Regions from separate parts of the Homo sapiens genome. Here all the other regions are linked to region 1. Evidence: read pairs that join two places in POLR2A ChIA-PET (ENCODE). Cell type or tissue: MCF 10A. All regions are shown on one strand.

Region 1 (2,500 bases):
AGGACACAATCAGGGACCTGACACAGTGGCTCATGCCTGTAATTCCAAAACTTTGGGAGGCTGAGGTCAGAGGATCGCTTAAGGACTGGAGTTAGAGACCAACCTGGGCAACACAGTGAGACTCCATTTCTACAAAAAATTTAAAAATTAGCCAGGCGTGGTAGCACACACCTGTAGTCCTAGCTACTCAGGAGGCTGAGGTGTGAGGATCGTTTGAGCCAGGGAGTTCAAGGCTGCACTGAGCTATGATCATGCACTGCACTCTAACCTAGATGACAGAGTGGACCTTGTCTCTTAAAAGAAAAAGACATAATCAGGAACATGAGAGAGGGAGTGACTATGAGGCTATGTAGGTGGCAGAGCCACTGCCCACCAGGGCTTGAGGGAAGGGTGCTCTGAGGAGGTGATAGATACTTGAACTAAGGCCTAAGGTGGAGATGCACAAGCCATAGAAGGAGCTGCAGAAAGGGCCTTCCAACCAGAGGACATTGTGCATGCATAGGCATAGCTTTAGGAAGAGCTTGGCGTGTGCAAGTTGCAGAAAGAAGGCAGGCGCTACAGCCAGAGTGCGATGAGCGAGGAGCAGGTGGTGGAGGCAGGCAGGGCGGTGGGGGTTGTGGGAGGGCTTCTGGCCAGTTATGGAAAGCCACAGGAAGATGAGAAGCAGGATAACGATCTGAATGACATATTTCAAAGAGTACGCAGGCTGCAGCTGCGGGGTGGAGAATGGATTGTGTGAGTCTCCTCTTTCTCCCCCGTCTTTCCTTTGAGAATATCACAGGAAGGGCAGCAAAGCGCTCACCCTCACCTTTCCCTTACTCAGTGAGACTCTGGACTGTGGACTCTCATGATAGAGATAAACTTTTATTTTCTGTCTTGTTTAGGCCACTGTTAGGCTGAACCTCTTTTATCCTTTGACCTAATTATCAATGTCTGATCCTAGTTAATAAAGCTCTCACTTTTAGCTGCTCATAAAAGCTCAAACTCTGGGAACCACTAGTTCATACCCTCCTTGGCCTTTGGCATATTCTATTCCTCCTTTTGTCTCTAATGTTTTGCTTGCATCCTTGGCACAAAACACCCACCCAATACCTAGGAGGTGTTCCATAAACACTGAAGAGGAGGAGGAGGATGCAGCGCCTAGAGGTGTCTTGTTGTTTTCAGACCTTGTTAGTCATCAGGTGTCAGAAGAAATCTGTAATGTGGACTTCATCATGCAAAATGGCTCACGCCTTGCCGAGTGGCACTCAGCCCAGGAGTGCGAACGGGGAGAGGAGATTTCAGCCAGACCCTGACTCTTGTTACCTCACCTGGGGATGTGCAGCCTTGAATGCACTGACTCACCATCCGCTTCTGGGAGGCTATTATTTTTATCAGTTTGCAGCAGCAGGAAGTGAGAAGAGAGCTTCTAGGAGGGAAAGGATGCCTGAGATTCAGCTGAGGACTTCAGCTGGTTCCCTGTTGCAGCCTCCTCCAGAAGTCTCTGTTTTTCCTGTGTAGCGTTTATCTTAGGTATGACCAATTAACGTGTTTATTCAATATATCTTCCCTTATTAGACCATCGGCTCCACCCAAACCAGGAATCAACTCTGCCTTTTTCACCCTGGTACCTGGCACACAGAAGGTACTCAGTAAAATATCGGTTGAGAAATGAATAAATCAACCTTTTCATGAAGAGGAAAGAGATAAATAGAATCGGTTAAGCTTGACACAGGAAAACCCGTTTGTTTGTTTGTTTGTTTGTTTGTTTTTTGAGACAGAGTCTGGCTCTGTGGCCCAGGCTGGAGTGCAGTGGCACGATCTTGGCTCACTGCAAGCTCTGCTTCCCAGGTTCAAGTGATTCTCCTGTCTCAGCCTCCGAGTAGCTGGGATTACAGGCACGAGCCACCACGCCCAGCTAATTTTTGTATTTTTGGTAGAGACCGGGTTTCACCATGTTGGCCAGGCTGCTCTCGAATTCCTGACCTGAAGTGATCCGCCGGCCTCAGCCTCCCAAAGTGTTGGGATTACAGGCAAGAGCGACCGCGTCCGCCCCCCTTTGCAAGCTTTAAAGGAAATTATTTGTCTCATAGATAGGATTATTCCCTTTGTGGGTGAGCCCTGGCGAGAACCTCCGTCCTGAGCCAACTTCCTTAGCGGGATTCTCACCCTGCCAGGTAAGATCCCTCTGTTACCAGGAGCTCCATAAAATGCAAATAAGTTTCAATATTCACTTAGGAAAATAAAAATGAGCAGTAAGTCAGCTAGGAGCAAAAGGAACGGGACATTCAAAGGCTGTGCCCAATGTCAGACAGAAGTAGCTTTGTAATTCTCCCAGTGTAGGGCTGCAGGCACCTGGCGCTGGAGACCCGGCCTGGACGAGGCAGGGCTCAGGGCGCGGCTGGAGGGGCTCGCCCGGCGGGGCGCTGGAGCGGGAGAAGGGCGCCCTCTGCCGGGGGTGAGGAAGATCAGTCCGCACGCGCGGTGCCTTGGTCTTGCAGCCTGTTCGAACCTCGCGCGA
Region 2 (2,500 bases), 54 kb before region 1:
ACCCGAATCCAAGTTTGAGTAGCTCAAAAGCCTGTAGCTATGATCACCTAACTAGGAGTTTCTTGGAACACAAATTAGAAAACCGTGATCTAATCTAACCTCTCATTTTAAAGATATGAAAATAAGGCCAAAAGGGTTTTTTTCCCCTTAAGATTATAAAGTAAATTAGTAGCTGAGTTAAAAAAAAAGAAAGAAAGAAAGAAAAAAGAACATTGGCATTGGAAACTGAAGACTCCACTTTACAAGTCAAACCGCCCTTGAAAAGCCAGTTAATATATCTAGCCTCAGTTTTCTCATTTGTAAAATATCGATAAGGCAGCCTACTTCACAAAACAATTTTGAGGCCTGCATGAAATCAGGTAGGCAAGAGGCCAGCACAGTGCCCAGTCCACAGTAAGCGCTCAGGAAAGGACAGCTTCACTTGAATCCCAGGCTAGTGTTCTTCATTTCCACCATGTTCTCACAGTGAGTGAACCCCTTCACAACATGATACATTACTCTCAACAGATCACTTTTGCACGGGCATGTTTTTGCACTCAGTTTCCTTTATTTTTTTCCTTTTTTTTTTTGAGATGGAGTCTCCCTCTGTCGCCCAGGCTGGAGTGCAGTGGCACGATCTCGGCTCACTACAAGCTCTGCCTCCCGGGTTCACGCCATTCTCCTGCCACAGTCTGCTGAGTAGCTGGTACTACAGGTGCCCACCACCACGCCCGGCTAATTTTTTGCATTTTTTAGTAGAGACGGGGTTTCACCATGTTAGCCAGGATGGTCTTGATCTCCTGACCTCATGATCTGCCCACCTCGGCCTCCCAAAGTGCTGGGATTACAGGCGTGAGCCACGGCACCTGGCCTGCACTCAGTTTCTTATGGCAGGACTACGGGAGACTCATCAAACAATACATGAGTAGAGTCCTGTCTCAGTTCGTTTCTGCTGCTATAACACAATATCCAAGACTGGGTAATTTGCAAAGAACAGAGATTTATTTTCTCACAGTCCTGGAGGCTGGGAAATCCAAGATCAAGGCACCAACACATTCAGTGTCTGCTAAGGGCTACTCTCTGCTTTCAGATGGTGCCTTATTGCTATGTCCTCGTATGGCAGAAGGCAGGACAAAAGGGATCTAGTTAGTTCCCTTGAGCTCTTTTATAAGAGTACTCATCCCATTCGTAACAGGCAGAGCCTTCATGACTTACTCATCTCCTAAAGGCCCCACCTCTTAATGTTATCACATTGGCAGTTAAGTTTCAACATATGAATTTGTTGGGGGGAGGGGAGAGGGAACACATTCAGACCACGGCAGGTCCTAACAACTTATTTGTGAATTCCTGGTTCAGAGCTCAGTGTGCAGCCCACTGTATCAAGTCCTAGACCAGCCAACGAAAGCTGCGTTGAACCTATCCTGCAGCAGAAACACTGGTGAAGAAGCCTGGAGAAACAGAGGCCTGCAGTACCCAGTAACTAACCAGGTAGAAAAGCAGCCATCTGGTGTGTCAGGACTGGGGTGAGTGGGGTGACAGAGAGTTGTGAAGGGAAAGTGGAAGTGGAGGCAGGTGACTACACCTTCAGCTGACCTGAAGTCAGCTGACGTGACTTCAGCTGATGTGATGAAATCCAGCTGGTTTCCCAGGCTGGGATGCCTTTTGCTTTCCACAATAGGAATGGCCAGTAGCTGCCAGCCCGTGGTGGAAAGAAGCAACTGGAGATTGCAAACTCTCCTCTGCTCTCTCAACAGGCAATAGGATATTGGGGTTGCCACTGCAGGTTCTAGGGTCACAAAAACACAGGTTCAAATTCTACCTCTGCCCCTTACCAACTGTGCTACATTGAACATATAACCTGAATTTCTCCCTGCCTTGGTTTCCTCCTCTATGAAATGGGAATAACAACATAGCACTGAGTTATCGAGGTTCAAAAGAAATAATACCTGGGAGGCTCCCTGCATAGTTTTTGGCATAAACCTGGCTTCAATGAGATTAGCAATTGATATCAATTTACACAGTTCTAAATAGAGAAATTTTTCAAAGTAAAAGACTGAGAGATAGGGATACACAAAGGCACACAAAGACAGGTAATTTTGCTTTCTCTGCTTGCCTTTTTGCACTTTGCAAGCAAGAAGGCAGGCAAGATTCGGCTTGTGCTCAGCTTTTATGGCCGCCTCATTTCAAAACAACCTCAGGCTACAGAGATGGAACCTGCAGCTTTCTCAGAAACCAAACTTTTCTGTTTCAGGCTGCACGAATGGAGCATGAGAACACCCTACAGCCTGTTATTTGCTGCATGTTTCTACGGGCACCAGCAAAGCACAACTTCTAGTAATGGGATCAGTAACCCAAGTGACGGAACTGAAAAGGCAAGTCTGAATTTATCTCCATCTGTCATGTTCCAGTGAACAATGAAAGCACAGTAAAGGGAAACGCTGCTTCTTGCATGTTTGTGCCAGTCCTTCCCTGCTAGGTACTATTATTAGCAGCATTAATAAATGCCTCTGACTTGCAGTAA
Region 3 (2,500 bases), 530 kb before region 1:
GTCCAAATAAATATCTCTCCACCATAAGAAACAGTAATGCAAGGGTGATGACAAAAGGCAAGCAATGCTCAGTGTTGGGGAGACCTTGGGGCGGGTGAGGATTGGGCAAACGGGAGGGCACATGCCTTCTAAGGCAGGCACTCACTCCTCTGCTTCAGTTGATCACTGCCTTGAGGAAATGGGACCCAGTATTGACAGACCTTATGGCTGATTAAGAGAAAGCAGAAATCTGGTTCTCTTTGGAGATGAAATCTCAATTTAGTTCACATTTTCTTTAGAGAATCCTGGCATACCAACCAGAACACTCTGAGTGAGTCAAATATGGTCCCGATAGGCAGGTGGTTTGTGACCTCTGGTCTCTAGATTCTACCGGAATTTCTGATTGATTCATGTCTTAAATAAGATTGATGACTGCTGTCCTAGAACATGTTTCCCCTCCATTCTGTGGGCGGAAAGACAGACGGCATGGACATTTACCATGTTCTTGGGTCCCAGAAGTCCAGGAGAAAGCCATCTGCCTCACTGCTCCCTGCCCCATCCTGGGCCCAGAGCACTAATGCCAGTGGCATCAGCTCTGCTCCTCTCCCTCTTCCTTTGTCTACCAGTGAGTGTCCTCCATTATGGGGATGGAGCAAGCAGTATATTGTAAAAGGGACTTAGTGCTGAGAAGCACCAGAGGAAAAGTAGGAGATGCTCATTAAAGTGGAAGGCAGCTCTCTTCTTCCCCTTCTCAATTCTGCATTCTGCTCTCTCCCCTAAATGCCCCCCACCCAACCCCCAAACTCTTGAGAATGCCCAAATCCAACCAGGTCAGGAAAAAATAAACTCACTGGCTCCTGTATTGAGAAGTCCAAGTGTGGTGCGGCTTCCGGCATGTGGGATTCAAGCACTCAGGAATTTCTCCCTCTCACCCAACCTCAGCTCTGCTCTCTTCTCTGTTGCCTTTGTTCTTTGACAGGCTCCCTCCAAGTGGTGGAAAAGTTGACCTGTATGGTCATTATCACTCATCATTTCAGAAGGGGAGAGCCTGCTTCTCTTGTAGCATTTCCATCAAATCCTGAAAATAAAAATAATCTGGTTGGTTCTACTGGACTTGTGATACTGGACAAACCTCTATGTCCAAGAGCTCGAGTCATTCCCATTGGCTCACCTGGGCCACACACTCTTCGTTGAGTGCATCCCAGGATCACAGGGAGTCTTGAGGGTGCTGTGTGTGGTGGTGGTGGTGGTACGGAGATGGCAAACTCTAAAAGGAAGAGATGGTGGATACTTAAAGCCTACCTTCTGCCCACAGGTGTGTCAGACACAATCTCCAAAGGCCATCCTATTGTTACCCTATCCCCCAAACAAACACTGAAAAACTCTCCTGGCAATTTGGCAGTAGCTCAGTGTGGAGCATTTGTTAATTCCAGTACTAGAACGTCTGCATTGCAAAACCAGAAATGTCCAGTTCTGGTTTGGCACACAGAAGAGATTTTCAAGCCTTGGCAACTCCTCAGTGCAGGCAGTGGAGGAAATGCTCCAGCTTTGTGAAAATCTTCTCCCTTCGCTCCTCATGGAGAATAACCGTTCATCACTGCAGCCATGAATCTGCCACACTGAATAGATATGGTCTGAAAATCTAGGAACAAATGGAATCACTTTGGAAACCTGTAAATTTTAAAGCCGAAAGGGCGCTCCAGGGAACCAACTACATGAAGTTCTCTGGAAGCCACAGGATGGGAGGTTTGGTGGGGGTGGAGGTGACCATTGAATTTTACATAGGCAAATGTAAGACAATCTTATCCATAGACAGAAAAATCCAAACTCACCGAGAGTAAAAGGATGACAGTTGAAATAACAGCTAATTGTTATTAAGTATTTGCTAAGTTCCAAAGCACTTTTCATAGATTAGCTCAATTAATTCTCACAACAGCCCTGTAAGGTAGGGACCATGATCATCTCCAGAAGAGGCTAAATAAATTGCCAAAGATCACATATGTAGCAAGTGGTGGCAGAGTGAGGATTCATACCTGGACAGCTTAACTTTAAAGCCATGGTGCTAATGCATTCATTCATTCATCCATCCATTCATTCATCCATCCATTCATTCAATGATTATATTGGATGCCTACTACATGCTAAGAACTATGTTCAAGGTGCTGAACTACAGCTGTGAACAATGCAAGTACAAATACATGAAGCAGAGTTGGGGAGAAAGTAAGCTGGAGAAATAAGACATAAACTAGGTTAGATGGTGAACATGATTAAGGAAAAAACTAGAGCAGGGAGGAAAGAGAAATGTGCAGGGGGAAGGTCAATTCTGAGTGAGCCAACAGGCAAGGTCTCACTAAGAAAGCGGCATTAAATAAAGATTTGAGGAAGTGAGGGAGTAAACCTTGCAGCTATCTAAAAGGAGAGCATGAGAGGTAGAGGAGACAGCAAATACAAAGACCCTGAAGCAGGGGCAAGGCTAATGAGTTCTAGAATTAGCAAGGAGTCCAGTGTAACTTGAACAGAG

The links. Peaks named below come from ENCODE experiments on the same cell type or tissue, not always from the same donor. Only the 100,000 strongest peaks of a DNase experiment are listed, where the experiment ranks them.
Region 2: POLR2A ChIA-PET joins it to region 1 with 19 read pairs; 3 of 35 experiments call an interaction of 5 or more read pairs at or near these places.
Region 3: POLR2A ChIA-PET joins it to region 1 with 10 read pairs; 23 of 35 experiments call an interaction of 5 or more read pairs at or near these places.

What each region holds. Positions count from the first base shown.
Region 1 is chr12:94,099,140-94,101,639 of GRCh38, forward strand. It overlaps LOC124902986 (a long non-coding RNA gene), which reads left to right and starts at 2,474. Exons shown (of 2, transcript XR_007063409.1): 1 at 2,474-2,500. RefSeq lists enhancers at 1,442-1,951, 1,952-2,460. In MCF 10A, a CTCF peak has its summit at 2,416 (motif pointing left); DNase peaks (open chromatin) are centred at 682, 1,252 and 2,422.
Region 2 is chr12:94,045,612-94,048,111 of GRCh38, forward strand. LOC105369913 (a long non-coding RNA gene) reads left to right here. Exons shown (of 4, transcript XR_945223.3): 3 at 1,336-1,467; 4 at 2,231-2,427. Among named protein-coding and RNA genes, the nearest start is that of PLXNC1, 100 kb to the right of the region's middle. In MCF 10A, no CTCF peak of the experiment used is centred here; no DNase peak of the experiment used is centred here.
Region 3 is chr12:93,565,914-93,568,413 of GRCh38, forward strand. It overlaps SOCS2-AS1 (SOCS2 antisense RNA 1), which reads right to left. Exons shown (of 4, transcript NR_038263.1): 2 at 1,151-1,246; 3 at 831-1,057. Among named protein-coding and RNA genes, the nearest start is that of SOCS2-AS1, 4.2 kb to the right of the region's middle. In MCF 10A, no CTCF peak of the experiment used is centred here; no DNase peak of the experiment used is centred here.